Linked DNA regions of Mus musculus: region 2 is linked to region 1. A link is a loop called in an ENCODE intact Hi-C map of the cell type or tissue named here. Cell type or tissue: heart. All regions are shown on one strand. Each heading gives the region's core, and the rest is flanking DNA. Links, peaks and the distances in the headings are about the cores only.

Region 1 (15,362 bases), core at 4,698-12,697:
TGGGAACAGGAGGAAGGGAGAGGGGATTGGCTGCTTAGAGCATCTCTGTCAATCTGTCTCCCAAGCAAACTCAGTCCAACCCTACTTGGCAGCATGAACTCAACCTTAAATCAGTGGCCAGCTGCTGCGGGTCTTAAGGATGTGCCCCTCATGCTAATGATTGGTCCGGCTGCAGGTGAAGGTCTCGTGTTCGGCTGGCAGCGTTTCAGTTTTCTGAAAGACCACATGACCACAGCAGTTAGCCTGCAGATGGGAGAACCAAGAACTGACTCTGTGTGGCCATCTGTGGCTCTACTGAGAAACCCACTCCCTTGGGTCCCGCAGAGGCAGGCTTCCCATTCCTGGAAGAGCCAGAGATAGCATGCTGCCGGTGTTGGCAGTCCCTTCCTGCTGTCTTAGATTGCCAGAAAGAAGCTCACATGCATAGCTTAGGTTGGAACACAAGCAAAAGACCTGACCTCTCTCACCTTCAACTGCAGTTCCCTCTGGCACTTGATGGAGGGAGAAGGTTGCAGGTATAAAACCAAACCTGATCTGAGTTTTGAAGGCATTTGATTGGCTTACATCTCCAGTGTGGATCGTTGCTATGAGATGAGTTACCTAACCAGGAGGACTGAACGAGACTCAGCAAAGGTTATCGCTGCTCCTGTTAGTTTTTAGTAGTCATCATCTAGCGGTTGAAAGAGTGGAGTTCCAGGGGGAACTCTAAGCTCTGTCTTCCGTGTAAGGAGTAGCGTTCTGAGGGTACATCTCTCTCCCATGGTTCCCTGTAAGGGATGCCATTTCCTGAGTTTTGCATACCGGTCACTTCTTATCAAAATGTGTAGTTAGTTTTAGGTGATACTGATAGAAGCACAACAGTTGGACTAATATTACTAAGTTAATTGGAAGCTGAGCGTAGTGGGCTAACCCCGTAATTTGAGAGGCTTTGGCAGAAGGACTGGAAGTCTAAAGCCAGCCTAGGCTACATAATGAGGCTTTGTATAAAAATCAAAGACCCAGCTGGGTTTGGTGGCACACACCTTTAATCCCACCCCTGGGGAAGCAGGTAGATCTTTGTGTTTGAGACCAGCCTGGTCTTTACTGTAAGTTCCAGGACAGCGAGTGTGCCACATAGTAAAACCTTAAAAGACAGCAAAACAGAACAACACAAACACACAAACAAAAATGCAGCAGGGATTGAATGCATTTGGTTGTAGTTGCAGAGAGTATTCCTACATTTTTTTTCCTTAACCTAATACACACGAAAACAATTACACATGATCTTGCCTACTCATTTCTAATCAGCCTTTTCACAATGGCCTTTCCTTGGCCTCACCTTGCCAGCACTTGGACAATAGGGGAGTTTGCTGTAGAGATCTGTCAGGCCTCCCTGTGACCTGGGAAGCCTTACACTTCTCTCTCTGGTCCCAACCTGAAGCTGGCTCCTTGTAAAACTCTCATACTTACATGTCTATCATACATGCTCCAGTCTGGTCAGAGCACAAGGCGTGTAAGGACCTAACTGTGTTAGGCTCTTTTACACTCTCACTCCCATTGACTGCCTCACGCAAGCATGGATTCATTCACTCACCCATTCACTCCCGCCTGAGTGTACTGTGGACACCAGGCATGCATCTCTCTGCCCCTCCCCCCACTTCTAGGCTGAGCAGTGTGCTGCTGCTGCTTAAGGAGGGTGGTGGCCTTGCTTCTGTGGGAGCTGTGAGGAGGGCAGTCACACTCAGACTGAAAGTTCTCAAACCCCGAGGCCTCTCTGAAGTTGGTCACTTGAATTAGCAAGCAGGGTGGGAGAGTAAGGAGAAGTAAGGATGGCAGTGGTCAGAGCTGATATGGACTACAGGGCTGGCCAGGCTGGGTGAGCAATAAGGTCTGATTATAACACGGCCTGCTGCAGATACACAGTTTTGAAGATTTTTGTCCAAGGCCTGAAAAGCAGTCATTTGCTGTAGGAGTTTGGCGGGATGCAGGTTGCTGAAAAACCCTGTTCCTACTGACACCCCAAAACTTTAGATCCAATTCAGGCATCACCTACTCCAAATATGTTGAGGATTCCTGGACAGTTCTTGTGCTTCTTCTCATGTCTCCTAGCACACTGGCCACATAGACCGGAGATAAGACGACAATTGCTTTTATACTTTTTCTGTTTACTGACTTGTGTGTCCTTCCTGCTGGACCTCTGGTTCTCAGCACGTAACATGCAGATTCTTGGTCACACCTCGAATGGGCTCACTGAGAGGTTGAGTCTCAGGATCTCTGGTCACTGGCAGACACATTACAGTAAGCTGGGAGCTTATTGAAGGCCCTGCTCTTTACAAGTGTGTACACACATGAGCATGTGCACACACACACACAGGAGCTCCTGTGCTTTCTCTTATTCACACTCCATACACATTTCTGATGGACAAGGTGTGTATGCACCAAGCATTTGTTTTCCAGGCTACAAAGGGTGTTGGTGTGAAGCTGCCTACATCTCTGGGTGAAAATGTGTTAGAGTGTAAGGTTCACAGATGGCTCCAGTGGCAGGCTCCTTCTCAGCATCATTGTGCTGTCAGGATGGCCCTTAGGAAACAAGAAGTCCCTTTGGAGTATAGCATCCAGGGACACAGGAATGAGATAAGAGCTCTTGAAATTGCATTTTATAGTTTTTAATAGCACTTAAGTATAATCCACAGAGACACTATTCATGGTAGTCAGACAGTCTCTGATACAGATGTCGTCGGGAGGATGCAAACCCATAACATTTAGGTCTTGCCTGCAAGAGTGTTGTCATCTTGCAGGGCTAAAGGCAAAAATACACAGGTAACTGAATGCACACACACAGAGTGTAAAGGCTGCACAGAGCACTCCCTCAGCACGGGAGAGCATTAGAACTGAGGAGAGACACAGGAAGAACTGGAAAGAGTGTGATGGGCTGTGAAGCTCTGCAGAGGCCTGAGGGTGAGGAAGTACTTTGTGAGGTTTAGTTTTGGGAAGGTGAGAAGCCATGGCAGGTGAGTGTGTGGTAAGTAGAAGCCCAGCAGGAGATGGGCATTAAGCAATGAGCACACCACAAGTTTGAGACTGTCTTTTAGAAGGGGATGCTGGGCTAGGTTTGGAAACTAAACAGCTTCCTTGTCTTAGTTAATTTTCTATTGCTGTGATAAGATGCTGTTATTGAAGCAACTTAGAGAACAGTTTATTTGGGGCTTACAGCTTCAGAGGCTTAGAGTCTGTCTTAGTTAGGCAGCAATGTGGCAGTATACCGGCAGGCATGGTGCAGAAGGAGCTGAGAGATCTACATCTTCATATGAAGGCTAATAGCAGAATACTGGCTTCTGGGCAGCTAGGATGAGGGTCTTCAATTCCATGCCCATGGTGACATACCTATTCCAACAAGGCCACGTCTTCTAATAGTGCCACTCCCTGGGCCAAGCATATATAAACCATGACAGAGTCCTTGATCATTATGGTGGGGAGCATGGCAGCAGGCAGGTAGGCATGGTGCTGGAGCAGTAGCTGGGAGAGTTGAGACATGACCATGAGGCAGAGAGAGAGAGAGAGAGAGAGAGAGAGAGAGAGAGAGAGCACACGTGCATGGGAGAGTGAGATATCAAAGCCCACACCCACTGACATACCTCTTTCAACAAGGACACACCCCCTAATCCTTCCCAAACAGCGCTATCATCTGGGGACCAAATAGTCATTGAGCCCCTTGCTTTCTCCTTTGAGCCAGCACAGGTCCTAAATGAAAGGCCACACGTGCCACATTTAGGAATTTAAGCCTATTATCCTTGATCCCAGGTCCAGGAACTTAGCAAAACTGAGTGATTTTTTTTTTTTTTCATCTAAGGCAGTCCCCATGTCGTCCTCTTTCTGGAGAGGCTACCCTTGACCCCCAGGCCAATAGAAAGCAGCCCATGGAGCAACTGGGATAGTTTCATTTGTGTGTTGTTGTAGTTGTTGTTCAGGGAAGGTTTACATATCCCTGCCTCTGCATGCACCCACACTGCCACTCTGACACAGTCCCTGTTGTGCTGGTCTGTGCCAGCCCCTTCCATGAAAACATCCAAACAGACGAAACTGTGATCATCTTAGTTACTGATTCTGATGACAGTTCTCAAGCTGCCAGGCGCATGGCTGAGATAAAGCTTACAGATTGCACCCACCCGAAGCTGTAGAAGCAAGACTGGACAGATCCCTCCACCCACACTGCCTTGCATGAGGGGGTCTCCTCTGAATAGCCCTTCAACTGGGGGAAAGCCTCTTTTGTTTCACATAGCAGTTTATTCTGTGTGGAGCCCAGTTGTGTTTTGTGTTTGCTGCAGATAGGGAAGGGTGACAGTCCCCTGTCGCTCATCCTGTTAGGTGGAGAGTCTGTAGCTTATTTTAAAGTAGTTTCTGTTCAGAATGTCTTCTCTTCAGTGGCCGTGTGAAGCAATCCATACCTTTGTCAACAGAGGAATTTTATCAGAAGAAAACATGGAAAGTTTTTGTGTGACAGTATTGGACTCTTTCCCTTCTGGTGAGTCAGGGCATGATCCTGATGGAAGTGGATGAGGAAGTGGGGACGTGCAGGCCCTTGTTGGGGACGTGCGGGTCCTTGTGGAGAGCAGAGGCAGCTTCCCTCTGGAAGTCTCATTTTATGGCCGGACCTCAGAACCCACCTTTGCTCTGATGTGAGCAGACAGTGCTGTTTATGACGGACTCTTCCCAAAGGTCGATTGATACATGATCAGTGCAATTTTGACATCTGTGTTCATCTCTAAGTTGGCCCTGACACACTAAGTCTTTCAGAGGCAGGTCTCAGTTTGGATAAGGGAGACATTTCGGTGTCTGTGAGGCACGGAAGATAGTCCAGTCCCTACTGGTGTGGTTCTGGGAGTCAGTGGTTACCTACATGACTAAATTGTTGTTAAAAATGTCTTTCTTTTTTTTTCCCCTTTTCTACCTTGCTTTTTCTATGTGCCTTTAAACCTCTTTGGAGAAGGAGGCAGACCAGCTTTCAGAAGCTATGGTTTCATCCTTTTATTGCTTAGATATTTTAAGAGACCCTGAATGGGGTGGTTCATGTCCCATTGTGGTATTCAAGGCCAAAGGTTAAAACTGTTCTCTTTTTACTTTTAAACACAGGGTCTCATGTCAGCTAAGCGAGCTCTCTCCCACCGAGCTGTGTTCCCAGCCTTCTTTTTACCTTTTTGGACATAAGGTCTGGCTAAACTGCCTCTGCTGGCCTTGAACTCCTTCTACTGCTCAGGCAGGCCTTGAACTTTTGCTCATTATAACAGATTGAGAGGACACAAAACCATAAAATTTAGTTCTGACCTGCAAGACATTAAAAAAAAAATCTTTAAGAACAAAAGGCACACAAAATACACAGGCAGCTGAATGTGTGCAAGAGTTTGAGGGGGGGGGGCATGGTTGCCTGCCCCAGCAGCCCTAGGAACCCTTGGGGTTCAAGGAGGTCTGTGCCACCAAATTTGACTAAAACAAGGTTCTTAAAGGGAGCAGAGCTAAAGCAAGATGGAATTATCTCTTAATTATTTTAGAACCCACCCCTCCAGTTTTACAGGAGTTTCCAGTTAGTCTGGGGGATTGATGGAAACACAGAAAGCCATATTCCTTGTGGGTCACATGAAGCCGCTCCTATTTTCTTGTTCAGTACAAATACTAGACTGAAGGCAAGCGTGAGGGCCAGGAAGAGCACCGTCGTCTCTGTGTCCTTGCATCGGGTAACTCTGTTTACATTAAGTCTGTAAGCTTTGAGTGACAGCTCAGATAGGAGCTTGGAGAACCGAGTCAACTCTGTTTCTCACGGCACATGGTAGCTGTTTGTAAATGCTTGACATTCAGAGGGCCCGAGTTCCTCTGTTGTTTTTGATCTCTGTCATCAAAGATGAAGTTGAATATTTTTTCAAGGCAGTCTGTACAATAGCTTAGTGCCTCCTTCCAGAACAAAGGCAAGTGGTCACACCCAGAGTTGCTCCTTGCAGAGCCTCTGGGGTCCTGGAATGTGTGTCCCCTGGACTCTGCCACAGTTGACTAGCTACAGTGACAGTTGCTACAGTCAGGGCTATGTCCGTTAATTAGGAACTTGATAATGAGGCTAACAAGATTCATCCGAAAGAGGCCAGGAAAATGAAAAGGCTGTGCTTGTGTGCTGGAACTATGAATAGAGAAAGAATCGGTGTCATTTGGATTATTTTTTAAGACATTGAAATGTTACATCTTATGCTGTGCTTTCTTGTTTAATGAGAAGTTTTATAAAAAAAAACCAACAACCTTATTCTATATATTTTGGCTCAAATAATCTTATATTTGTGGGAATTTAAAACTCAGTATAGGTTTTATTGCTTCCTTTCCATGCATAAACGAAGAGTAGACACACTCTCTTACTTTTCTGCTACCTTTACGTTCAGTCTGTGTGTCTTAGCCAGGCAGTATTCAGTTGAATTCTATGGAACCAATGTAATGACATATTTCTTCTCTCAATAGGAAAAAAAAAACCCACTAGATTCTTTAAGAAAAAAAAAAAGTTCCCACGGAAGTTATTGTTCAAATGAAAGAGAACTGCTTCTTTAGATTTGAATAGACATTTTTGTCTGATGAAGAACTACTAAATACATGCTCAATGTGCCTAGGAATTAGGGAAGTACTAATTAAGAACATGCTATGACAGTGCCATAACACAAGACGATGACGATACTCACAACACCAAATCTTCCTGAGACTGGGACGTGCTAGACTTTTTCACAGCGAGGTTGCAATAAAACAAAAACAAAAACAAAAACAAAACAAAACAAATCAAAAAAACCGGTACAGCCATGGTTTCTCCAGGAGCAAGCAGAGATCTGCCCCATGAACTGGCAATTCTTGTCTTAGAGGAATGAAAGCAAATCTCCTTGAATTAGAAACTGCCAAGCCGTGGTGCGCTTCGGAACTAGAATGAGTGTGAGCTCAGCATCCGTAGCATCTTCTTCAGGGAGTTCCAGGTGGGCGCTGAGACAGTACTCGGCCCTTCTCTTCTCAGACCCTCTGCACTAAACACTATTTACATGATAAGCAAATGTTGTCCCCTGCTATGCAATAAATACAGATACCATACCAATATATTCTTCTGGTGAAACCGGCCTGTTTCCATTATGCGGTCACATCTGGTCCATCGTAGTAGTATTTTCAGGTATTCAGGTGCTCTGCATTTCTTGTGCTTAGTGTTTTGCTTTGAATTAGATCAAGAATCTTCCTACCAGTATATTTTACTAATTCCATTCCCCTTGTCTCTGCTGGTTTGTAGAAGAGAAGCTCTCTGTGAAAGGTTATGCATGGAATCCTGACATGTCTGCAATGAATTCTAAGGTTCAGTACTGCAGGCCCCACTTAGAGCAGTGGAATGGGCTTAGTTAGTCTGCCTCTTTCTCCTGACTTATATGCAAGTGTTTGGTTGTAAATTTTTGTCTTTTGAAGTCTTGTTAGCTATCATTGCTACCTTTCTCTATCTTTGTTTATATCTACCTACATATTTATCATTTTAGATCACCATTTTTAAGGCACATGGATCTCTGAGGACCTTCTTCCTCATTTTGAAGTGTTTACAGAGTAAAGGTCATCTTGACTTCACCCTCATTCTTTGAAGCTAGTTTCGCTAGTTACAAAGACTCTTAGGAATGAGGAAAAAAAAGAACACCAACCCCCCCCCCCCAATCACTTAGCTCAGCCTTTTCTGTTTCTAGGGAACTCTAGTGGTAACTCAGCTCAGAGGCAACAAGTAACTGGTATAGGGTTCCTTATGCCCACAAGATAGCTTCGTCCAGAGTATTGCCTCTGTTCAACGTTGTAACTTCATACCAGGACTCTCAACGTTTGTCCTTTTATCCAATGGGATTAGGGTTTCTCTTGCTATGATAAAACACCATGACCAAAAGCAACTTGGGGAGGAAAGGATTATTTCATCCAGGGAAGTCAGGGCAGGAACTCAAAGCAGTAACCCAGAGACGGACTGAAGCAGAGGCCATGGAGGAGTGTTGCTTACTGGCTTGGTCCTCAAGGCTTGTCCAGCCTGCTTTCTTATACTATCCTGTACAGCCTTCCCAAGGCTAGCTCTGCTGCCAGTGAGTTGGGCCCACCCACACTAATCTCTTCTTACACTTGTAAGTGGTCCTGAGCTTTGAGCATGTAAGGTGCTTCATGTCTCTTGCATAGTTTGTTTTTCCAAATAGGAAGTAGTATATCCCTGCTCTGCTCTGGGGTCAATGACCTCTCCAGCCTTGGGTAGCTGGCTAGGTTGAGGACTAGACATGAGTTCCCTTGGACCTTACTTAAGTTCAATTTAGACAGCTGTTGCTTGCGTCCAAGGTGCTACTATTGCACCTCCGGGCCTATCTTGCTGCACTGTCATAGGCTTTACAGGTAAGTAGGACTACTGACTGCTTTTCTCCTTTGTCAGCTTGTGCAGCCCCTTCAGATGCCACGAGAGCTGAAGTTCTCAAAGCTCCTACTCAGTGCCATAGATTAAGTTAAGGTAATAATAGAGAAAGACCCTTTTCAATTAACTTTAGTTGGATCCATTTCTGGTAGCACTGAATAAAGAACACTGGGTCACAGAGGAGGGAGTTTCATCCAAACACCTATTTTCATTAGAAGTTAAAAGCCCCCATCAAACCTTTATTTATACCACAAACCCAAGATACAAGCATGCTTAATTCTTAAAATCTTTTAAACTTAATCTGGTTATTGTTTCATTCAAGGAATAATCTAATTGTTAAGCGACAGCAAAAGCCCCAGTTCGGCAACCAAGATGTATGCTTTTAATTTTTTTAGCCTCTCAGAGGGAGTGACCAAATAATATAAATGACATTGGATTAAAGGAAGCATCTATTTGCCTGTTCTTTTTTTTTTAATGATGATGATGATGATAAAGAAGAAGAAGAAGAAGAAGAAGAAGAAGAAGAAGAAGAAGAAGAAGAAGAAGAAGAAGAAGAAGAAGAAGAAGAAGAAAAGTAACTCATGTTTAAATCTCTCACGAGTGTTGCAGGGAGTTGACTGTGATCTCCCTACTTTCAATGTAAGGCTTTGCATCAGTTTGACTCCAGTGAACAGGGTAGGTTGTTTTTTTTGTTTTTTTGTTTTTGTTTGTTTTTTTTTGTTTTTTTAGTCATGGTGGGTCAGCCATGGGAGGCAGTGAAGTTGGAGAAGTGGAATTTCCAGCAGTGGAACTGGAGAAGGAAGTGACTTGGCAGCTGTCTCCATGGCTCATGCCCAGTAGGGTTCTCTAAATCCTCTGCCCAGAACTTAGGAGCTCGGAAAGGACTTTAGGAAGCCACCAGTGGAAAAGGAGAGGGGTGGGGGGCGGGGGGGGGGGAATGAAAGGGAAATGGAATAAGCCAAACGAAGGGGCAGGAAACACATGTTTATCTGGAAAAGATTTGGGTTGGATACTTTGTTTGTGTAAGAATCTTTTTTGTGTGTGAGGAAGGAAGACCAACCTGGGGTTGGAGGCTGAGGTGGGGGTGGAACGAGTCCCTAAGCTTCAAGTAAAAGAGAGAAACAGATTCTAGGCAAGAGAAGCCTAGCTTCCACGGGAGGGCTGTGCTCAGACTCTCGAGTCATGTCTGTTGCGATATGTACTTGTTGGATAAGAGATGATGGGTCCCTGGTAGCTTCAGTATTAATACTAGCCATTAAAGAAAAATGTGGAGAGACTGGGGTGAGGGCTAAAAAGCAGTTAGGGCAGCACTTCAGGGCGTGTGTGACACCATTAATTTAAGACTGTGTCTATGTCATGTATGTACTTGGCATGTTTGCGAAGGCATTTGGTGGCTATTTGTATAGTAAGGATTAGGATGACTTTATTTTTTTTTAATTTTATATCTTTATCTGTTTTCATTTTATGTTTGCCTACACATGTGTCTGTTTGTCTAGTGTGTGCCTGATCTCTGTTTAGGCAGAGGAGGACATCAGATCCCTTGTAACAGGGCTTACAGGAGGCTGGAAGCTACTGTGTGGGTGCTGGGAATCTCCAACCGTATAGGTGTTGTTTAGACAACCTCCTCCTCTCCCCCTTTTAAGACAGTATCTCACTATGTAGCTCTGGCTGTCCTGGAATTCACTATGTAGATCAGGCTGGCCTGCCTCTGCCTCCCTAGTGCTGGGATTAAAGATGTGTGCCACCAAACCTGGCTTTAGGGTAATTTTTTTTAATAGTCTTTGAATCGTGTGCATTTCCCATAGTGATATCTTTCTAAACAAGAACGACAACAATGAACAAAGTGTGATTCACTTCTATACAATGTTTAAAAAGTTGTCAGGACAGGAGTTTGTGAAGGGTCATCCTCTCTCAGTGAAGTTTTGTAACAAAAGACAAGAAAAATACCCAGATAATTGAAAAATGTTTACATTTTGAGCAAATAAAACCAGCATAGGGTAATCTAACTTGAGCCCAAGATGACGTACTATGCTATTTTGAGAACTTTCTAGATAAAATAATACTGAGAGTAACAGTGAGATGTGCCCCTAAATGAGCCATTCCAGACTTGATGGAAGAGAAACTTTCCCATGTCATTCTGAAACCTAGTGGTAATCCAGTGAAGAATTTTCTTTTTCAAATAGGAAGGCCAGAGAAGGGGTAATGGCACATTTACTTATGGGTGAGATAAATTCAGGGAAAATGAAGTATTTATAGAATCACAATAAGAAGGTAGGAAATTTTAATATTTTTTTATGACAAGAACCGTAGGATTCTTACACTTGGTAATAAAAGACAGAAGGTAATGTATATGGTTCAATCATTTGTGCAGAAGCAGTGTGTATCATAGTCATTGAAAGTTATCTTTGGGAAAATATTCTAGTTAAAGTCCATTTCACAAAGAGTTTAAAGAAGCATATAGAATATGCACATAAATTATATATAATATATGCACATATACCATATGTATATATAATATACCACATATATGTGTGTGAATATATGACTATATATCACATACCTGTGATATATATAATATATGTAATAGAAAAATATAAAGAAATCAGGAGTAAGCTAGCAATTTGTTCCTGGATTTTCTGGATATATTCCCTTTTACCAGAAAGAAACTGGAACTGCTGGTTAGTTAGTGAACTTCCAGTGGCATGTGCCAGCCAGAGAGCAGAAACCTAATTTCTTCATCTCTCCTCATTACATTGTGATTCCCCACAACGTGTGGAGCCTCAGATGCCCAGCATGGAAACCTGTTAGTAGTGCATACTTTGTGGGCTCCCTTTCCCTCTGTATCTTGTTCCTGCAGTCTTCTCTTGTTCTGGGAATTCTTTCCCAAGTGACCTCCAGTTGCCTCTTGATACTTGCAAGAGGTTATTGGCTTTAGGATTCCTCACAGATATCAAAGTCGAGGTAACAACTAAGTCTCTGTATATGAAATGCATAGTATTTGCATATCATGTATATTTTAAATAACCTCTATATTACTCATAATATTAAATACAATGCAAATATGATGTACTTGCTATGCTATGATGCAAGAGTGTGTGCTTGTTCAATAGTGATGCATTTAAGAAAGTCTTCTTGATCTGAGGTTGCTTGAATTTGAGTATTTGGAAAGTACAGGGCTGATGGCACTTGCCATTTAAGTCCTGGTCTCGAGCTCTGTGCCTATGATGGTAGATACTGACAGAACAAAGCAAGAACAAGCAAACAGCCAGCAAAGGCTCTGAAGACATCACCGGGAATCTTTGGATGACTCCAAGGATAAAGGAACTGTTACTGCTGAGGACAGTGACAGTGTTGAGGGAAGTTCAGTCTGATAAATGTCAAGTTTTACGAAACTTAGAGATATAGTGAGGGGAGGGATGCTAAGTAGCCACAGAGAAGATGTAGCTAGAGTGTACATTTGGGGGTCGTCAGTCTCTAAGCAACTGTGAGAAGCCAAGGGAACGGAGCAAGTATGAGTTGCTACAGAGATGAATGGGCATCCAGAGAGCCCAGAAGTCTGATCTCCCATGAAGGAGACTGAGACCTGTACAATGAGAGCAACTGGGGGTGAGGGTGGAGCAGAGCTTCTTCTACAAGGCCTGAGAGGCACGGGCTTGTACTTTGGAGTTGTGTTAGATCCCTGAAGTGAGGAAGGAAAGGAGATGAGGAGGAGGAGGGGTTAGGAGGTGAGGGTGTCTTCTCAACCCTGGCGAGAGGTTTTCCTCATGGCTCTTAATAGAACTTTGGTGCCGTTCCGGATTGCCACAGTTAGTTAAGTTCTGACCTGCTTCCTGCTACCAAGGAATGCTTCGATGACAGCGAGTCCCCTCGCCAGTGCAGCTCAGGAGAGACAGTCCCGTAACAAGCTAGCTGCTTCTCCATCCTCCCTTTGCACTGGTAGCCGGCCTGTCTGGCTCTCAGCCTGCTGAGTCTTTGTCGTTCTCGGAGGGAGGCGGGTCCTTTGGAGACCTGGATGCAGCTTCCTGAGAGCCAGCGTTAGACAAGGAGTCCAATGGCATCATCTGAATCTGGAAGTTGCTGTGGGTCGTACAGTTAAACTCCTTTGGATGACTTAGAAGACTCTGTGCTTTTCAATACCTCTGCTGGGGCTTTGCTGCCATTTAAAAAGGCATAGACTTCCGTGCCATGTTGGGCATTGGCAGTGATGGAAGTTCCTGGAACTTGGACACTACCTTAATTCAGCAAATTCGCATCCCTCTCCTCTAAGCAATTGTTAGACTCAGCAGCACCTTTATGCAGCACACCGGAGGACAACATATGCATCTCCCATGATTCCTTCTTCGCTTACCTCCTACCGAAGGCTCCCACCCAGGGTGGTATATACTTGTAAAGACTCACTTAAATGTGTGCTTTGTACACATCTAGCCTGTCTCTGTTCATACCAGCATTGCTTCAAGCAAGGATCACCCATCTTCATGTGCATCGTGTTTCCTGTAAAGAGCCCTGTGATCAGACAGTGGCTTATTCTGTGAGTGTAGTAACATGGTGGAAAGTGCTCCTGTTTTGTCCCATTCCCTTCCAGAGATGTGTCGTGGGAGCATCCGGGACATTTGGTTAATTGGCCAACCCTAAGGTTTCCTGGTTTGTTTTACTCATGATTGTTTTCTCCCATCTACTACAAATGATAAAAAACAACTTTCTCAATAGAATAAAAAAAGAGAGATAGAGCGAGAGAAAGACATGGGTTCATGGGTTGGTGTCACTCTGTAGTTTGACGGCAGAAACCAGAATCTGGCCTCTTCTCTGATGTCACTGACTGCCTGACCCCACTTAACCTTCCTGTTAGTTTCTGAGTTTCCAGAAAATGTATTACTTCCCAGAGATATCAGGAAACTCCGAGAACGAAGAGCACACAGAGAAAGAAAGTTAGGAAACGTGAGCGAGCATTGCTCTCGCCCCTTGGCAGAACGCACCCAAAGCATTTTTCAAATAAAACCTCACATCAGCTTAGTGAGACAAACAACTTCTGAGGGCGCCGACGTTACCTTTTTTGAGGTAAAGTTAAAGCTGATTTAAAGAGAGATCAGAGCTCCATGTTGCCTCGGTGGAGCCTCACGTGATGTAAATTTTAGTGCACAACAGCTTTTTGCAAATGAGCCCTAACTGTGGGGATTACATGGTAGTTCCTAGGCGTAAGAAGCCTACAGTTCTCAAAACCGTATGCAGATTAGCAGTCAGGTTTGCGACACTTGAAATCTTGTCAAGGTTCCTTTTTATGACATTGACAGACTTGCCCTGCACCCTATCCAGGTAATGGCTGCTCATGGTCAGCCCCTGGAGGGACATATCAGGGCTGCAAGGCTGCTGACCCCTGGAGACTGGAATGTGCATTTCCTAGCCAGGGCTCGGAGCCAACTTCCTATTTATTTAGGAGGCCCTGGGCACTTGGGAGCCAAGCAGAGCTTGTGATGCAAGTTTTAGCTGCAAAGCATGTTGGGGTTGCCCAACGTGTCTGACTGAAATATGATTTGAAAGATTTCTCAAAGCCCAGGTGGCGTGAGCCGCAGTCACGATTAGGTAGTCTTTTATAGCCCTTTAAATTCTGACCTAAGTAAACAGAAAACCAGGCCAAGCAATGAGGAAGCTCTGCAGGTCTGCAGTGGGAGAGTTCCCTCTCCCCTTCCTGTTCATAGCATCAGTCAAGAGGATGTCACTGGGGGTAACACAAACCCCAAAGTTTTGTGTCCAGATGTCTTGCGGATTCCCGGGTGTGTATGTGGGGCGTGCATGTGTGTGTTCACAGGCACATTTGCTTTTGAAACAGAAAGGTACACATAGGAAAGGATACAGGAAAGGGTGAGTGGCCTGCAGGCAGAGTCCCTGTGTGCTCAGGACCTGCAGAGAAGCCTGGCTCAGGGGGCTGATGCTTAGATGAGAGTGGGATCCGCTCTCAGGCTGCTGTGATGCAACTGGAGAGCATTTTACCTGCCTGAGGATTTGGTGAAGGCTGCTGAGTTCTGAAGCAGGTAGGATAAAGATGAGTCTAGTTGGAAAACACAGAGGTATTCTGGGGAGGATGGAAGACCGGAGCAGCATAGAGGACAGAAACAGATTCGGCTTAGATTCCCTGGTTAGAAGGAATCTAGAAAGTTCAGAGTTCATGCTACTGCTCTGCAGACTGCCGCCGAGCAAGCAAAAAGGATTTAATTCATGAAATATTAAAAATGCAGGCAAGCTGACCTTTTAGCCCATCTTTGTAGTATTAAAGGAGTAAATGAATAGGTTCTCGGTAATTAGACTCCTACAGAGAATTTAATTTGTGTGTAGGTATGGTAAGTGTTTAGCAATTCAATGCACATCCTGCTTTGGCCACCACTGAGCGGTGTCTCAGGCTGATGATCACACAAGTGGCAGTGCCTAAGCCTCACAGTTATCATCTGCCACCCGGGGAACCTTGGAGCCTGTTCACTAGGGGTTCCTGAGAGACTTTTGGTAGCATAATGGGAAAGGGAAGGGCAGTGGGGTGACTTCTGTCCTCGTGTAGCCGTTGCCCAACATTGTAGATGGAGATGCAGAACCTGGCAGAAATATTGATTCTATAACGCATTATCCTCCGCGGGCACAGGACAGCGCTCTGTTTTATCTTCTTGAGACAGAAGACATGAGAGAGAAGTGAATTAGGTAGTACAACAGAGACTGCAAACTCCTTCCCAAAAACAGCTGTAAGTTTTACCTGTGTCTGGGCCTCTGAGTTCAATGGCCTTTTATCCAGATTCACTTTGGCTCTTCTTGCATATTCTTCGGGCTTCCTAATATAGACTCTAATTCCCCCTCTGTCTTTTATTAGTGGATGTTAGCGTATGAAACAGGGTTTCCTTATGCCATTTCCATGCGTGAATATAAGAAACTTGGATGAACTGATCCCTTCTGTGACCCATGCTCATCGATAGTAGTGTCCCCTTTG
Region 2 (15,362 bases), core at 4,126-12,125, 50 kb before region 1:
TGGATCACAGGCCCATTATGGGAAAATGGGGGAAGGGAGCTCTAATTGGTGGGAACAGAGGGAGATAAATACAGAATAAGAAGAAATGAGGGTTAAACAGTGATAGGGTATCTAAAAACCCACAAGGAAGCATACTGTTAACCACCTAAAAATATCTATAGCACATAGAAGTTGATATATACATTTACATAGTTTAAGTGAAAATTTCCCATCTGGGCTAACAATGCTGCCTCAAAAGCAGGAGGCATGGAAACCTGCCACCCCCCCCCCTTTTTTTCCTTTTAATTTAAAACATGGTCTCACTTCCTGGCCTTGTCTAGCCTGGCGCTTCTGATGTAAAACAGGCTGGCCTCAAACACACAGAGATCCATCTGCCACTGCCTCTGAACTACTAGGATTAAAGGCATGTGCCACCATGAGGAGCCCTCCTTTGTGTTGTTGTTAGGGTTGTCCAAGAGTCTTTCAAAACATAAGTTATTGCTATTGCCCTTGTTGTCCCCCCTAGAAGTGGACAGTAAGTCCCTTTTGCTCAAGACACTATGCATTTCAGACACAGGGTCCAGAGGACCTGAACTGGATCTGACCTGAAAGCCTCCTTCCTGAGGACTGGCTTTCGTGGTGCCAGAAGGTGCCGTGTAGCCTTCCAAAGGATGGAAGCAGCCAGTGCTCAGCTGTGGTGTCACCACAACAATGACCTGCATGGCATGATAACCTTAAGATGGTGCAGGAGGTAACCAACAGCTATCTAGTCAAATGTAAGGCACACCCAACAAGAAGGAAATCATGCCTGGTACGGATAACTTAGCCAAGCATCCTATGAGGGCTAGTGAAGTCATGGATCTTGGAGGAGAACCTACAGCTGTCCCTTTACTCGCCAGCACAATTTCTAACAACATTCTAAATACTTACCCTTATGCCCCAGAGAAGTGTAGTCCCCACCCACATCAAGGATGCTTACCTCAGTAATAAAGACCATTACAGGAAACGACAGCCCACAAAAATGCAGAGTTGTGGAGTCAAGTCCCACCTGACAACACAACTCTTGCACCTAAGGCTCAGGGATCATTGCAGACAAGGAGGCAGGAAGACTGTAGGGGAGCCAGAGGAACAGGAAGTTGTTGGTGAGATTGTGTCTCCCAGAAGTGTCAGAGAAGCTACACCAGTAAGTCTTACCATCATGGCTGCCTAAACATGACCCGAACAAGGACAAAACCACTGGGATAGGCCACCCCCAAGTCAGCTTTAGTGTTTCATAGCAGAGTATAACGGAGTTGAGGTCTTGAAGACAACTTCTGGAGTCGGATAGTCTGGAAGGAGGAGGAAGAAGAGATGAGCCAAGTGTAAGAGATCTGAAGAGATGCCAAGACCCAACGGAGAGTTGGGACTATGAGTTTGGGGCTAGAAAGATGGCATGCACAGCCAGCAGAATGGGGGACATTGCGGACTTGAGTTTGATCCCAAGGACCCACATTAAAAAAAAAAAAAGCAGGTGTGGTGGTCCATGCTTGGAACTCACTGCTGGGGAGGTAGAAACAGGTGAAACCTGAGGCTTGTTGGCTAGCAGTCTGGCCAAATTAACAAGCTCCAGGTGCCCTGTCTCAAAAAGAAAACACAACAGCAGTGAGGATCAACTAAGAAAGACACCTGAGGTTGACATCTGGCCTCTGCGGGTATAAGTGCACATCTGTGTACATACCTGTCCACACTGTATGCACACATGAACATGTGTGTACTCATTCATGCATGTGCACACATATACACACATCTGCATGCATGCAGACACACTAACACACATACACATGTTTGCACATATTTACACACACACACACACACACACACACACACACACACCACACACGCACACAGTGGCTCGAGCTTGTATATCTGAGCAGAGGCAACAGATGATAAGATTGGCTCTTGGTAGCATTTGACCAGTTAGATGTGGTTGAAAGACAAGACAAGAGAGAGAAGTTAGGGCAGAGTGGGTGTGTGGGAGGGATGTTAAAAAAAAAAAGAAGAAAATGTACCAAAGGGCTAACAAAAACAGTGGCTACAGCATGTAATTCAGTTATTTGTGCTGAAGCACAGAACACAGTCCCTCAACCCAGACAAACAGGTGTCATAGGAGAAGGGCAGGAGGCTGTTAATTGATGTAGATTTCTGGACAGAGATGCTCCAGGGTGTGGCCAGGGGTAGATGGCAGAAGTGGCCTGTCAGGGAAGGCCTATGGATGGAGGACAGAACCAGGTAAAATGGCGGGAGTAGGGCCTCTGTTCTCCTTCACAACATTATGTTTTAGGCTAGTATGTTTCCATAAGGCCTAAGTGCTTTAGCTGTCCTGTGGGATGCAGAGGCAGGTATAGGGCAGCATCGTGGAAGACTCCTGCCCATTTGCTTAAGGATGGAAAAAAGCCCGAGTTCCTGACTCTTTTAGGAGATTTGACAGTGGGTATAATTTATGGTAATATTTCATCTGTTTGTATTTTACTTTTTAGTCATTCCATTGTTTGCAATTTAGTTAGTGTATTGGCTCTGGGAAATGTATTTATTGTCATCATCACTGTCGTCGTCATCATCATCATCATTGTCATGAAGATCATCATCTTTTGGGGTTTTCAAGACAGATTCTCTATGTAGATCAGGCTGGTCTTGAACTCAGAGATCAACCTGACCCTGTTTACCCACTGCTGGGATTAAAGGCATGGGCCACCATGCTGGGTGGGCAATGCACTTAAAGCTCTCTTTTGCTTTCTTTAAAGGGGTAGGAAGGGGTGTGCATGTTATACATTTCCCTAGATAATGGAGTAGTAACAAAAACAACTAAAACTTGTAAAGCCGATTTGAGCATTTCCCAGTCTGCGGAAAGCAGTGGAAATGGGCTTGAATTCTGTGCATTTCCATGTATTTCCACTTAAAGTCTCATTTGCCACATGCCATGTTTCCCCTTTTACTTTAAACTGGAGGCACCCTTCGTCTGCTAAGTGAAGAGTAAAACAAATGATGGAGTCATCATTTTCTATGATGTATCAAGTAGTGAGGACACATAAGAGAATAATCGTGTTTCTTGCTCTCAGAGAGCTTCCAACTGAGTTGCAGAAGCAGCACGCAAGCACAAAACCATGGAGGGGATCGATCATACAGGGTTGAAGCAAGCAGGCGTAATAGGACCAGAAGACACATGCAAGGGGCCAGCGGGCAGGCCTTTACAGAAAGCGGTGAAGTCTGAAGGATAAAAACAGTAGAGAGGAAAGTAACAGGCGACAGCTTGGGCATCACCACACCCTTGCTCTGCACCTTCCGTCTTGCCTTTTTGCCTCAATTTCTCAACCTCGAGGAGGCGGTCTGTGTTACCGCCTGTTCTGTCAGCCGACAAAACTGATTGCAAAGCTCTTTGCAAATGAGGCCTGGTCCTCCCGACGTGTGTGGGAGTAACAGTCACACACTTCGAAGGCGTGTGGAGTTTTAGTTTAATAAGGTTTTATTTCTTTTGTTTAGGTTTATCAAGTAAGATGTTAAAAACAACCACATGGGCACATATTAGCACCCCCCATTTCCTAATGAGAGATGAAGAAACTTTAAGCAAAGTTTACATTAGGAATATCATTTCCATGACTTTGTGTCCTTTTGTATTTCCTTTTTTTTTTAAAGATTTATTTATTTATTTTATGTATATGAGTACACTGTAGCTGTACTCATCATGAGCCATCATGTGGTTGGTGGTTGCTGGGAACTGAATCCCAGCTCTCTCTCCGGCTGGTCCTACTCACTCTGGTCAACCCCGCTCTCTCTGGCCTAAGTGTGTGTAAATAGACTGTAGCTGTCTTCAGACACATCAGAAGAAGGCATCAGGTCTCATTATGGATGGTTGTGAGCCACCATGTGGTTGCTGGGATTTGAACTCAGGACCTTCGGGAGAGCAGTCAGTGCTCTTAACCGCTGAGCCATCTCTCCAGCCCTTGTATTTCTTTATTTTGTTGAGAGAAGATCACAGAGAGTAAGGAGCCACTACAGAAAGAATCCAAACCTTCGAGGAAAGTATTCTGTGACTCTGCCTCTTGACGAAGGCATCCTTCAGGAAGGTCAGTGGGGATTAATTGTAGGTTGACAGATGACCACTTTAGGGGAAGCCCAGGTTGGCATCAGCTAACTTTGGAAGTAATAGGTCAGAGTTCACTGTTTTCCAGACATGAGGAAATAGGAGCTAGTCATTGAAACCTTACATTAATTGTTTTGAGAATCTGAATGCTGTTCATCAGGCAAGGAAGCTTGTACCCAGACTTGGTAATCAATGCAAGTCCTTATGCAAGCAATGCCCTTCTCCATCCCATGTTTCATGGTGCTTTTGTGCATATGTGTGTGTGTGTGTGTGTGTGTGTGTGTGTGTGTGTACTTGCCTCAGGTGCCAAAGGCTCTGAGGTAATTTTAGCTCCTGCAGCTCTTTAGTGATGACAGAAATTGGACTAGAGGTCCTTAGGTCTCCCCAGCCTTGATTCTGCTGAGAATACCTGTCTGGACTTTGCTCCTAGCATCCTCTCTGCTCTAAGATAGCAGTAAGGTACTCTACTGTGGTGTGGGATGTGTGGGAAACAATGTTTCTGACTGTAAGGAACCCTGTTTTCTTGAACATATCTGCTTTCCTATGGGTCCCATCCCTTCTGGGACAGTGAGGGCTTTCTCCCACTTCCATGTCCTTTCTGGGATGGTGAGGGCTTTCCTCCACTTCCATTCAGTACGGAGCTAGAGCTTAAGAGATAGAAGAAGGGGCTGGAGAGATGGCTCAGTGGTATCTGCTCTTCCAGAGGTCCTGAATTCAATTCCTAGCAACCATGTGGTGACTCATAACCGTCTGTAATGGGATCTGATGCACTCTTCTGGGGTGTATGAAGACAGCTACAGTATTCTCATATACATAAAAAAAAACTTTAAAAAGAAGAGTTTTTTTTGTTTGTTTTTTTGTTTGTTTTTTAAAGAGTCAGCAGAAGATATGGCAGTAAGAGGAGAGTGACAGAAAGATGAAGACAGTGTGAATGGTATCTGTGGAGAAGCATAGAATCAGCCAGTAGCTAATGCTCAAAAGGACCAATGCCCACCTCTACCCCAGTCTAAACTATTCAGATGGCAATGTCTTCAAGGGACACGGGATCCAAAAAATCAGTAGGAGCTGCTGCTGCCCCAAAGGGAGAGGTAGAGACCCCATGCATTAGATGTTTGCTATGGTGTAACAACCCCCAAGGTTCACCATGGGTGAGGTCACATGGGTGAGATCACAGTGCAAGCCTGCTTCTGCTCTCCTCCACAGATTTTCCCTATTTTTGGCACCCAGCATGGTATCTGGAGCGTAATGGCGTCAGATAAATGTTTCTGGGATGAATAGTTGGATGAATGGGTGTAGATGCCAACTCCTTAACTCTGGCCTAGTTGAAGGGCCTATGACCTGGAATCATTCTAGAAAGGATGTGACATCCCAGAGATGATGTATGGCCTGTTTGTAACTTTCTTATAATGACAATAAATATTGTCTTCCCAGATAGACAACAGGCCCTTGACCTGGGATGCTTGGAAGAGCTTCTAGGTGTGTGTGGATCTTATGAAATGGTTTGTCAAGTCAGGATTGCCTAGGGAGAAAAGTCAGATGAAAAGTATTACCTTGGTTGGGCCCAGTCTTCCCGTGCTACCTGGGGCCACTGAGCATGACAGCAATCTCTAAGGCAATTTCTGCTACAGATCTTGGACCCTGGAGCCCACCCCTAACCTCTTCTTACCCATCACCAGCACTTCCTCTAGAAAGAGAGAAACGGGATCCCAAGGTGGTCTGGTCTTTGAGCTTGCGTGTTCTCAGCAAGCGGAGGCCTGCTCTGTGATATCTGCGGGATCCTGTCTCATGCCTGACGCAGGCACACTCCTCCCGGCTGAACTATAAGAGAAGCGACAGAGGACAGAGCTGCCTTTGCTCTACTGTGGGTCAGCAGACACTGACGCTTAAGGTCAAAGGAACAACCGGGCCAAGGGTCAGAGGACTTAGGGAGATGAGTCCTCTGGCACCCGTACACTCGTGTGGTTGTTTCTCATCTGTAAAGCTGGGCTGGTACTAATTACATCCTCTTACTGGACTGTGGAGCTAAAACCGCAGAGCTTCTGTGGAAGGCTTTGTGCAGATTTTATCTTTTTTTTTTTTAATTTAAGACAGGAAGATGTTTGATTATAACTGGTAGTTTTCCTTCAACTACAACAAACTCATGGAAACAGTTTTGCAGCCTTTGAGAATGACACTCTGTATTTGCTGATGGGTACTTACTGCCCAGGTGGTAGTGTTGAGCAGATGTCCATTCATGGACACGTTTATCCATTATCCTGAAGACGTTCTGAACTGAATCTGATACGTGACCTTGGGAGACGTGGATCACACAGCCTGCCAGGTCTGCCGGGCCCCACGTTTCCAGGCTGTGCAGATCAGCTTTGCCTTCATCATGCCCTGGGGAAAACCCCTGGTGTGGCATGTTGGGATGTTTCTGAACAGGGGTGTAACCACCCTCGGTGTAAGGTGTGTGGAGACACAGCAAGGCATGACTGTCAGCTGCAGGGTCTGTTACACAGGTGGGTGGGTCTCACCTCGAGCTCTGACTCTGTTGCAGGAGGTGCCAACCATGATGCTGTTGGCCCTGAAAGCGTACACTGAGAACCACGGCACTAGAAACACCTTCCTTGACTGAAGGGCCTTAGAATTATTTCTTCTGAGAAATGGGCGTGGTGTCGGCATGATTGGCGTTAATTGTGTTGCTAACTCCGGTTTCCCCCCTCCCTTTGCTTCAGAACTCAGAATTCACATCTGTGGCTCAGGTTTAACACAGCTTACACTGTTCGTGTTTTAACTCGTTCTCCTGTTTCATTACCCCCATTCTGATTTCCACATGTTTATTGTAATTTTATCACATATACTCCTGGATGTTGAGTCTATTTTGTGGAATTTAGTGGTTATTAGGAAATATTACTTCTGACAGCATCCTTTCCCAGAGCATTTGGGTTTTACCTTAACACTAAACTCTTGAATGTTTTGTATTGCTGGATTAACTACGGGCAGCGGTTTCCTCTGAAGTGTTGGTTTATTAATAGCAAGCAGTTAGCGAAAGAATGGAGAAGAAAAAATTGTGACTAGAACTTATTTTAAAAAGTCACAGAGATCATAGCAGAAAAACCTATTTCTCCATATATAGCATTATATATTTTTCTATATATATTTTTCTCTCTCCTCCCTCCCCAATTAAAAATTGTCTAAGATTTGAAGTGTTTCGAATGCTAACATGATTCCACAAGTTGAAAAGATTCTACCTGGTTTCATGTGATGGGCTGTAGTTGAAATACAGGTGTGCTCAAAATTTTGTACAAAATTATCCCAGGCTCTGTTTCAAGGTATGCCTGGAACATGTATGTTTAGACTTGGGTCCCAGACCTAAAACATCTCATTAAGTATATTAAGTATATTAAATATTCCAATATCTAAAAACCTCTCCTGGCATTTAAAATACTTTTGGTCCTCAGCCTTTCTGAGTGGAGATATTTGACCTGAATATTTCCCTGAACAGACAGTCCTATATATACAAGGAACCATCTTTGGCTGTTGGTGGAGAGAGGGGCAGGGTGGTGATAACATGAAGAAGAAACTACCCACAGTGGTTGCCAGACTCCGTAGGCATGGGAGTCAGCTGAGGAGTTTGTCAACTGGGATGCTGGTTTCTGAGGCTTGATGTGGGGGTGGGATGGGGAGTGGGGTGAGGGGTGGAGGGAGTCCTCATCCTTAATCGCTCCTGGGAGAATCTGGAGGAGGGGCGCTGGTTTGGGCAAAGTTTGGCAGTCCTTAATCCCTAAGTGTTGGGGACAAGAATAAAAGGCCCAGGCTGTGTTGGAAACTTTCTTGTTTAGAGTTTTCCACCGAGTTTGCAGAAATCAAATAGTGTCATGTGCATGGTGGTGTTATTCATATTACTCAGCCTTAGCTGCAAAACGTTACTCCCGATGTTAGATATCCCTTGGCGGTTTGTAGCTGTGCTTTTGACTCCCCATGTCCCTTGGCCACCCCTCTCCCATCCTCCTCCTTCACATTGCCTCCTCCCCCTCCTCTGTGTCTTGCCCTTTCTTCTGCTTTCAGCTTAGGGAGGGGACTTCGCCAGTCTTGTCTGAGAACAATTCTGAGAAGGAAGTTATTTTGAAAAATGTGTTGGGTTCTCCCTGAGGCCGTCCCTCCTCAGGACTGTGAAGTAGCTAGCAGTTCCCGTGACCTTTGCACCTTTGCTCAGCCTGGGGTGCTGACACCTGGCCAGCTGTGGGAAGTTGGGCAGGAGCAGGAGCTGTGTGCCCTGCAGTCTGGGAAGGTCCGGTTTCCCTTTGCATGGCTGTCTCTGGCTTTCTTTTCACCCACCTGGTGATGGAGCCAGACTGAAGGAACATCTGTAGTAATTGATAAGAGACTGAGAGTATGAGATTACATCCCTCTGAGATTTACTTGGGTTTAGAACTCCTCGAGGCCAGTTTTCCTTTAAAAGTCACATCTCTTGCATAAATGCACATTTTAAAAGAGATGTGGAATTACAGAGGTCACACAGAGTTCCATACCCTCCAACTCTTTCCTCGAGGACTAGTGTCCTGTGTGGCGTGCCTCACAGTCAATGAACCATTAATGGCACTTGTGCTAATTAAATTCCATGGTTTCTCTGCCTTCTTATATTTTACTTTAATGTCTTATTTCTGGGTCAGAATCCCCCTAGTAACTGAGAGTTACTACAGTTTCTCAGACTTTCCTTGGTTTGGGTGTGCTTCCCAACTTAGGAAATACTAGCCAGGCGTTTTGTACAGTGACTTGATTTGGTTTGTCTGGTGTTTCTCTTGGATCTAGAGTTTGGGAAGGAAGACTGAAGGTGCTGAGTGACAGATCTGATGGCATTAGTGTGTGCTAGTTAATGTATTGCCCTGTATATACATACATACACACACATGGTGAATGAACACAGGTCGTCACTGATGGGAGTCTTGCTCCCCTGGCTGAGGTTTGTCAGACATTTCTTATAGTTAACCCCTCCCATCTATATTGTAGTCTTCGAAAGGAAGCCGCTATGCTCAGCCCACACTTAGGCTGTGGAAACTATGTTTCACTTCCTTGAGGGGGTGTTCAGAAATAAGTTATTTAGAATTCTAATCTTGTGCCCTTATTTATTCAGTCAGCATTTGTGTGTGTGTATTTGTGTGCATATATGTGTATGTGCATGTGTGAGTGTGCTGTCACCTGTGAGTACAAGCATGAGTGTGCATGTGGATACACATGCATGTGGAACCTAGAGACCGGTGTACCATGTCTTCCTCCATCCACCTTGTATATTGAGGCAGATCTCTCCTTAAGGCCTGAGTTCACCAGTTCATATAGTTCTACTGAGCTAGCTGGTTCCAGGGGATCCCCTTGTCTCTGGCTCTTGAATGCTGGGGTTACAGGTGTGCTTCATGCCCACCAGGCATTTTTGTGGGTGCTAGGGATCTGAACTCCAGTCTTCATGCTTGGCAGGCCATCTCTCAAGCCCCTATTCAGCCATTTGTACCATTATAGACTTTTAGTTTTACACGTTGCCAGTGTTGACCTGGGGAGCTTTCCCAGTCAGCTTCCTTGACTCTCAGTGACATGCCTGTCCTCACTGTGGGAGTGTAGTTTGTTTTTTTAAGCACTTGTTTATTTTCTCTGCTTCCATCTTTGTGTAGGTGCTGGTGATGAAGTCAGGTTATCAGGTTCAAGTTGACATTGATATTTTTGATCCATCTTAATCATCTATTTCTTCAAGGAACCTTAGTTTTTTTGTTTTTTGTTTTATTGGAGAATGGTGTTCAAAGCCAAGTTAGGTCCACAGGTAGTGGTGGCACACACCTTTAATTCAAGCACTCGGGAGGCAGAAGCAGGTAGAGCTCTGTGAGTTCGAGACCAGCCTAGTCTACAGAGTTAGTTCTAGGACAGCTGGGGCTACACAGAGAAGCCCTGTCTCAAAACAAACCAACCAACCAGAGAGAGAGAGAGAGAGAGAGAGAGAGAGAGAGAGAGAGAGGAAGGAAGGAAGAGAGAATGAAAGAAAGGAAGAAAGAAAGAAAGAGGAAGAAAGAAAGAAAGAAAGAAAGAAAGAAAGAAAAAAAGGAAGAAAGAAAGAAAGAAAGAGAGAGAGAGAGAGAAAGAGAGGGAGGAAGGAAGGAAGGAAGGAAGGAAGGAAGGAAGGAAGAAGGAAGGAAGGAAGGAGGAAGGAAGGAAGGAAGGAAGGAAGGAAGGAAGGAAGGAAGGAAGGAAGGAAGAAGTCAAGTTTCAGATGCTAAGTGCCCTCTTGTTATTGGGCGATCCTGCTTGTAAGTTTTCTCAACTAACAGACTAAAGAAGTTGATGTCTTCTAACTCTTGTATATGTGCTCATGTATTAAGAATTTCTGTGTGTGTCTATCTGCAATTGATTTGTGTTCTATGTGAGTTCATACTGATGTCTCTAACTCTAGTGTGGTGCCTCATGGATCCTTCTAGCCTTTGCCCCTTGTCTGGATGAGACTCTTCTTCCTGGCTCTCATTACCCTTCATCTGCTCACTTCTTAAACTGCCAAGAAGTATTTCCCAAGAAAGAACTCCCCAGCTACTGTTCAGAACTTGCATTACATCCCACTCAGTTTCTCTCCGAGTCTCTACATTGTCCTAAAGTTGCTTAGGCCAGGCTGCCCCCCTCTCTTGCTTCAGTGACACTGTTCATACATTTTAGTAATTGGTTTTCATTTGGACTCTGCCTTCTGTATTCTACCCAGGGACTCTTGATGTCCTGAATTTAATTATAAAAAAAGCATAAGTGTGTGTGTGTGTGTCATGTGTGTGCATGTGAGTGTGTTATGTGTCTTCCATGGTGCTCATGTGGAGGCCAGAATCATGAGGAGTTGGCGGTCTCATTCCACCTTTACGTAGGTGCTGGGGATCAAATTGGGTCATCAGGCTTGCGTAGAAATCATCTTTACTCACTGACTCCTCTCACAGATCTTCCCAGATTTAGTTTTAATCGACTACGATTCATTTCACGGTGCTGTGAAGTTGTGCAGATTTTGACGAGTACTAGCATTAGCTATATCAATACAGGTCGACGTCGATATTAACAAGCAAATAAACGAGACAGGAAAACTTGATGAAACTTCCTGTGTGAAAAACATTAAGTGACAAGGTTTATTAAAAAGTCACAGGCATGTTTGGGTTCCAGTCACAGAGTGGTAGGGATGGTAGCCAGGCCTTAAAATCCAAACTAGTTCAACCTGCCACTGACCTACTAAGTCACTCACCTGTGGATGGCTGTGCCTCATCGAAAGATGACACACGATTTCAGTCTGAAGGTGGCTGTAAAGATAAGAGAAAGAATTGTGTGTGGCCCATGGGAGACACAGAGCCCAGCAGACACTGTTCTTTCTCTCCTGCGGGACCTGCTCCCTCCCATTTTCTCATGGTCCCCAAGCCATTGTTCTTTAAACTGGTAGAATCCCTTGTCTGTTGTTGAGTTCAACAACAGTTTTGCAGCCCAGCTGTCCTGTGGATCGCTCTAACATCTTTCTCCCTTTGGCCTGGCTTACTTTTAGGTTTCAACCCTCATTTCTCTCTCGGGCAAGCATTTCTGCTGAAACAACCTCCTAATACAGTCAGTATATTTGAAAACCAGTCACCCCAAACTAGCTCCCCTTCTTAGAATCTTCCAGGTAAACCTTTTAACCTTTCAGATACTGGAGCCCTTTCAAGCCTCCTGCCCTTTGCCACCCAGTTCTCTTCGTTTTCTATTCAGCACTCACTCTGGTCTCCTACAGTCCAGTCTGCCCTTTCCCCCCACCCCCAGGCTTAGCCTTTAAACTATTGCTTAAGGATTTTTGCTAGGCTTTTTTTTTTTTTTTTGAAATTGACTTTTCATCTGTTAACCTGGTGTCAGAAACCCTTAGCCCAACACTTCTAAATTTATCTTCTGACATCATTAAACTACACAGTTTAATATTCCTTGCTGCATAAAGGAACCTCTCCCTCCCCAGGCCTGCCGGAGATGAGGTGGGCGTTATGAATAAAGTCTCCCTTTTGCCTCCACTTCCCACGTCTAACAGTCCCTTTAAAGTCATCTTCCCTCTCCACTGTGGCGCTTGGAGGTTCCCAGTATTGAACTTTCTCCAAGGTTGCTCATCACAGACTTCCCACCTCCCGAGGGTCTCCTCCGGTTCTCTCTTCTTCCTTCTCTCTGGGTCTGTTTTCCCTTCCTTTCCTGTCGCCCCTCCTGAGGGGTTTGATGTATGTAAAGGGTTACCTTTTCCCAAGTGGTCGCCCAGCCTTATCTTCACTCCACATTTTGCCTTTATTTCTAACTTCTTACCAATTGTTTCTATTTCAGGAGTTCTGTGTCCAAACTTAGACTCATTTCCTTCCCTCTGAATCCTGCTCTTTCCCTCAGAGCTCCGTCATGATTAATGGAAAGTGTTCCAAAAAGTGTTTTCTTCTTCTTCTTCTTCCATTTTGTTTGTTTGTTTTCTGTAAAGGGCAGAGATTTTTGGCTTGGTGGACCATACCATCTTTGTCATCACTGTAGTCCCATGTTACCTAATGATGGGCTACATCCTGAGGAATTCCTCATTCTGCATTTTTGTCATAGAAGGTCATAAAAGGCAATTTTAACACAGATCTTGGTGGTGAGGTTCCTCACTGAGTCTGCCCTGATGCTATCAGGAGACCTGAGAATGGGTGAGCCATGCAGCAGCTGTAACATGGCAGGCTGCCGTACAGTGAGGTTGTTTTTGCTAAGTATGACTGTATTTTCAAATAATGACAAGCATTCTTATAGGAACTTATAAGCCAGTACTCATTGTCTGTTATCAAGTGTTATGTGTAGGACGTAATTGCACATGCTGCACTCTTCTGTCCCTGACAGCTCAGAGGGGTTGTTTACCCCAGTATTGCTACAGCCCCATAATTCCATGTGCAGAGACATCACCATCCCTAAGATATAACTGACTGATAGGAACTCTTAGCTTCAACATTACCTGATAGGACCATGGCCATAGCAGCAGTCTATCCCTGGAGAATTGTCATCATATGGTCCCTGACTGTATATGGTCCCTGACTATAATGATGGCTCTGGTTAGATGATCTGAGACTTACAAAGGCATGACTGTGTTTTAATAAAACTTTATTTACAAAAAAAAATGACGGTCTGATGAAATTGGCTCTGGGGTACTGTTTAGTGACTTTTCGACTTGGTCACGCAACCTAAGGTGACATCCTTTTGACCTTTTTCTCTTGCTGTTCTTGTTAGATGGTTTTCATTAATTACATTATTCCAAAATTATCTATATTTCTAGACTGTAAGTTGCTGTTCCCTGGTTTAGTAGACAACCTGCCCCTCTGCCCAGTGGTCTCTATCATTTTACCAGGTGCAGAACCCCAGGTTTCTCCTTGGCCTTCATTGTGGGCTAAGTCACCTGGATGCAGCTGTTTCTGATTCTCTGTGAATGCTCTTCCAGCCTCCCACCCTACTGCCTGCTCTCAAGCTGGTTCTGTCTTCTCTCCACAGGCCACCGACTCAGAGTGGTCTCACCTTCCACTCGTAACGTGCCTTCAGGTCTCAGTGTAGATGCCACTTCTCAGGGAGACATTCTGGTGGCTCAGAGCACTCGATTCTCTTGGTCTGAGCAGCACTTGTCATGTGGATGCCACCTGCTCAGTTGTGATCTGTGTCTCTCCTCTTTCACCCGAGCTTCCAGAGTGGCTTAGGTTAGCCTAGTGGATACGTAGTCAACAGAGGCAATCAAATTCTTTTTTTCTAGCCCCGTTCGTTCCCATGGAGCCTCTGGCTCAGTCAGTGACTCAGTCAGTTTGGGACTAAGATTGGTCCTTGATCCCAGACATGCCACCCTCTTTACCTGGTACTTCAAAGTGGCTGGATAGTCTCCCTCCTGGGTATTATTTCTTCCTAAACTCCCATTTTGTTGCGGACTTCCTTCATTCAGATTAGCACACTAGAAAAGTTCTTTAATGTGTGCCCGTCACCACCACTTTCTGTCTACTTCCCATACCGACTTCTTTGTATAAAGGTCTGACACGTAAGGATGATGCTGTGGCTTTGTTGGTTGAAGCCCCCCAGTACTCCCTGTCACCCCAGGGTCAGGGCCAGCCTCTAATATGTCATCAGACCATATTGGTCCTCAGCCTGTGTTTCTGACCTTACGTGAACAACCTGCATTTAACCATGTGTCACCCCGCACCCTGACCGCTGCACTGTTCCTGCCTGCTCTTCCCCATCCACCTTGAAAACAGCTGGCAGGATTTCTAGGCGTGGTCTCATCCCTTGTAGGGTTTTCATCTCTCCCTCTAGAAGATCAAAGGGAGTAAAGATGTCATAAAATGGCTATTGAGATAGATGCTTGGGTTTGATGCTTGTAATGTGCCTTGGGATCAAGTCTTCCAAAGATAGTCCAGTGGGTGAGCCATTAACCAGAGAGGCATGTGAAATACCTTGAAATGCTTAGAGTTTTCTCTGTATGGTTTGTACTTAATCTTGCTTGATTTTGCTGGGCCTTCACCTCCTTCCTCCATTTCAAATGGGCAATGAGAATCAATAGTATAGAATAATTCTGGGATTATTTATATCAATTTAAAATACCCAATTTGTCAGTTTAAACTGTTAGAGTGGGCCAGGGAACAAAAGAATAATTATTTCGTGGTGACTAAGATACTTCTGTTCTGCAAAGGTATCTAGATTCTTCCTAGTCTAATATTTCTTCTTTCCTGAAGCAAGTTCTGTAAAACAAAACAAAACAAAACGAGAGGTCCAGTCCTGAACCCATAAAGGTGGTTAATAAAAGAGGGGTACACTCTGGGTCCCTGGAATAGGAGGAATCATAGGTACAGTCCCCCTTCCACCAGGGCCACAGAGACGCCCCTTTCCTCTTTCATCTCATTTGGGAGGGCCCTACCCAGCAGAAAGGAGAAGTGATGGGCTCCTGCAGAAGTGCTCTTTGTAGGAGATCTGCAGTATGGAGGAGAGTGCATAAGGCAAGTGGGGCTCCCCTCTCCCACCTCAGCATGTGCTCTGGAGTGAGCTCTCAGGGTGGCTAACTGGAGCAGAGTATCAACCTGACACTATTTCTGGATTCAGGAGAGGAGATGGCATTCTTTAGAACTTGACCTAGTCTTTGAGGTGCTCCATCATAAGCAGTGACTGTCCAGGTACCATTATTTAGCGGCAGGGGGGCCTGAGTCAGCCCCACATGTGGCAAGCACACAACACATTCCCCCAGCAGAAAGTTTCAGAGAGAAAAGGGGCAGACCAGGCAAACACTATGTGCCTGCGCACT

What was found. A loop is a pair of places that touch in the nucleus more often than their neighbours do. Peaks named below come from ENCODE experiments on the same cell type or tissue, not always from the same donor. Only the 100,000 strongest peaks of a DNase experiment are listed, where the experiment ranks them.
Region 2: it touches region 1 in a loop (2.3-fold over the local background); 7 of 42 quality-filtered maps call a loop at or near these places.

What each region holds. Positions count from the first base shown.
Region 1 is chr12:73,673,751-73,689,112 of GRCm38, forward strand. The region is part of intron 2 of Prkch (protein kinase C, eta); the gene reads left to right. Among named protein-coding and RNA genes, the nearest start is that of Prkch, 97 kb to the left of the region's middle. In heart, for the core only: no CTCF peak of the experiment used is centred there; DNase peaks (open chromatin) are centred at 5,910, 9,401, 9,481 and 12,380; H3K27ac peaks cover 1,811 bases.
Region 2 is chr12:73,624,772-73,640,133 of GRCm38, forward strand. All of the region lies in intron 1 of Prkch (protein kinase C, eta), which reads left to right. Among named protein-coding and RNA genes, the nearest start is that of Prkch, 48 kb to the left of the region's middle. In heart, for the core only: no CTCF peak of the experiment used is centred there; a DNase peak (open chromatin) is centred at 8,120.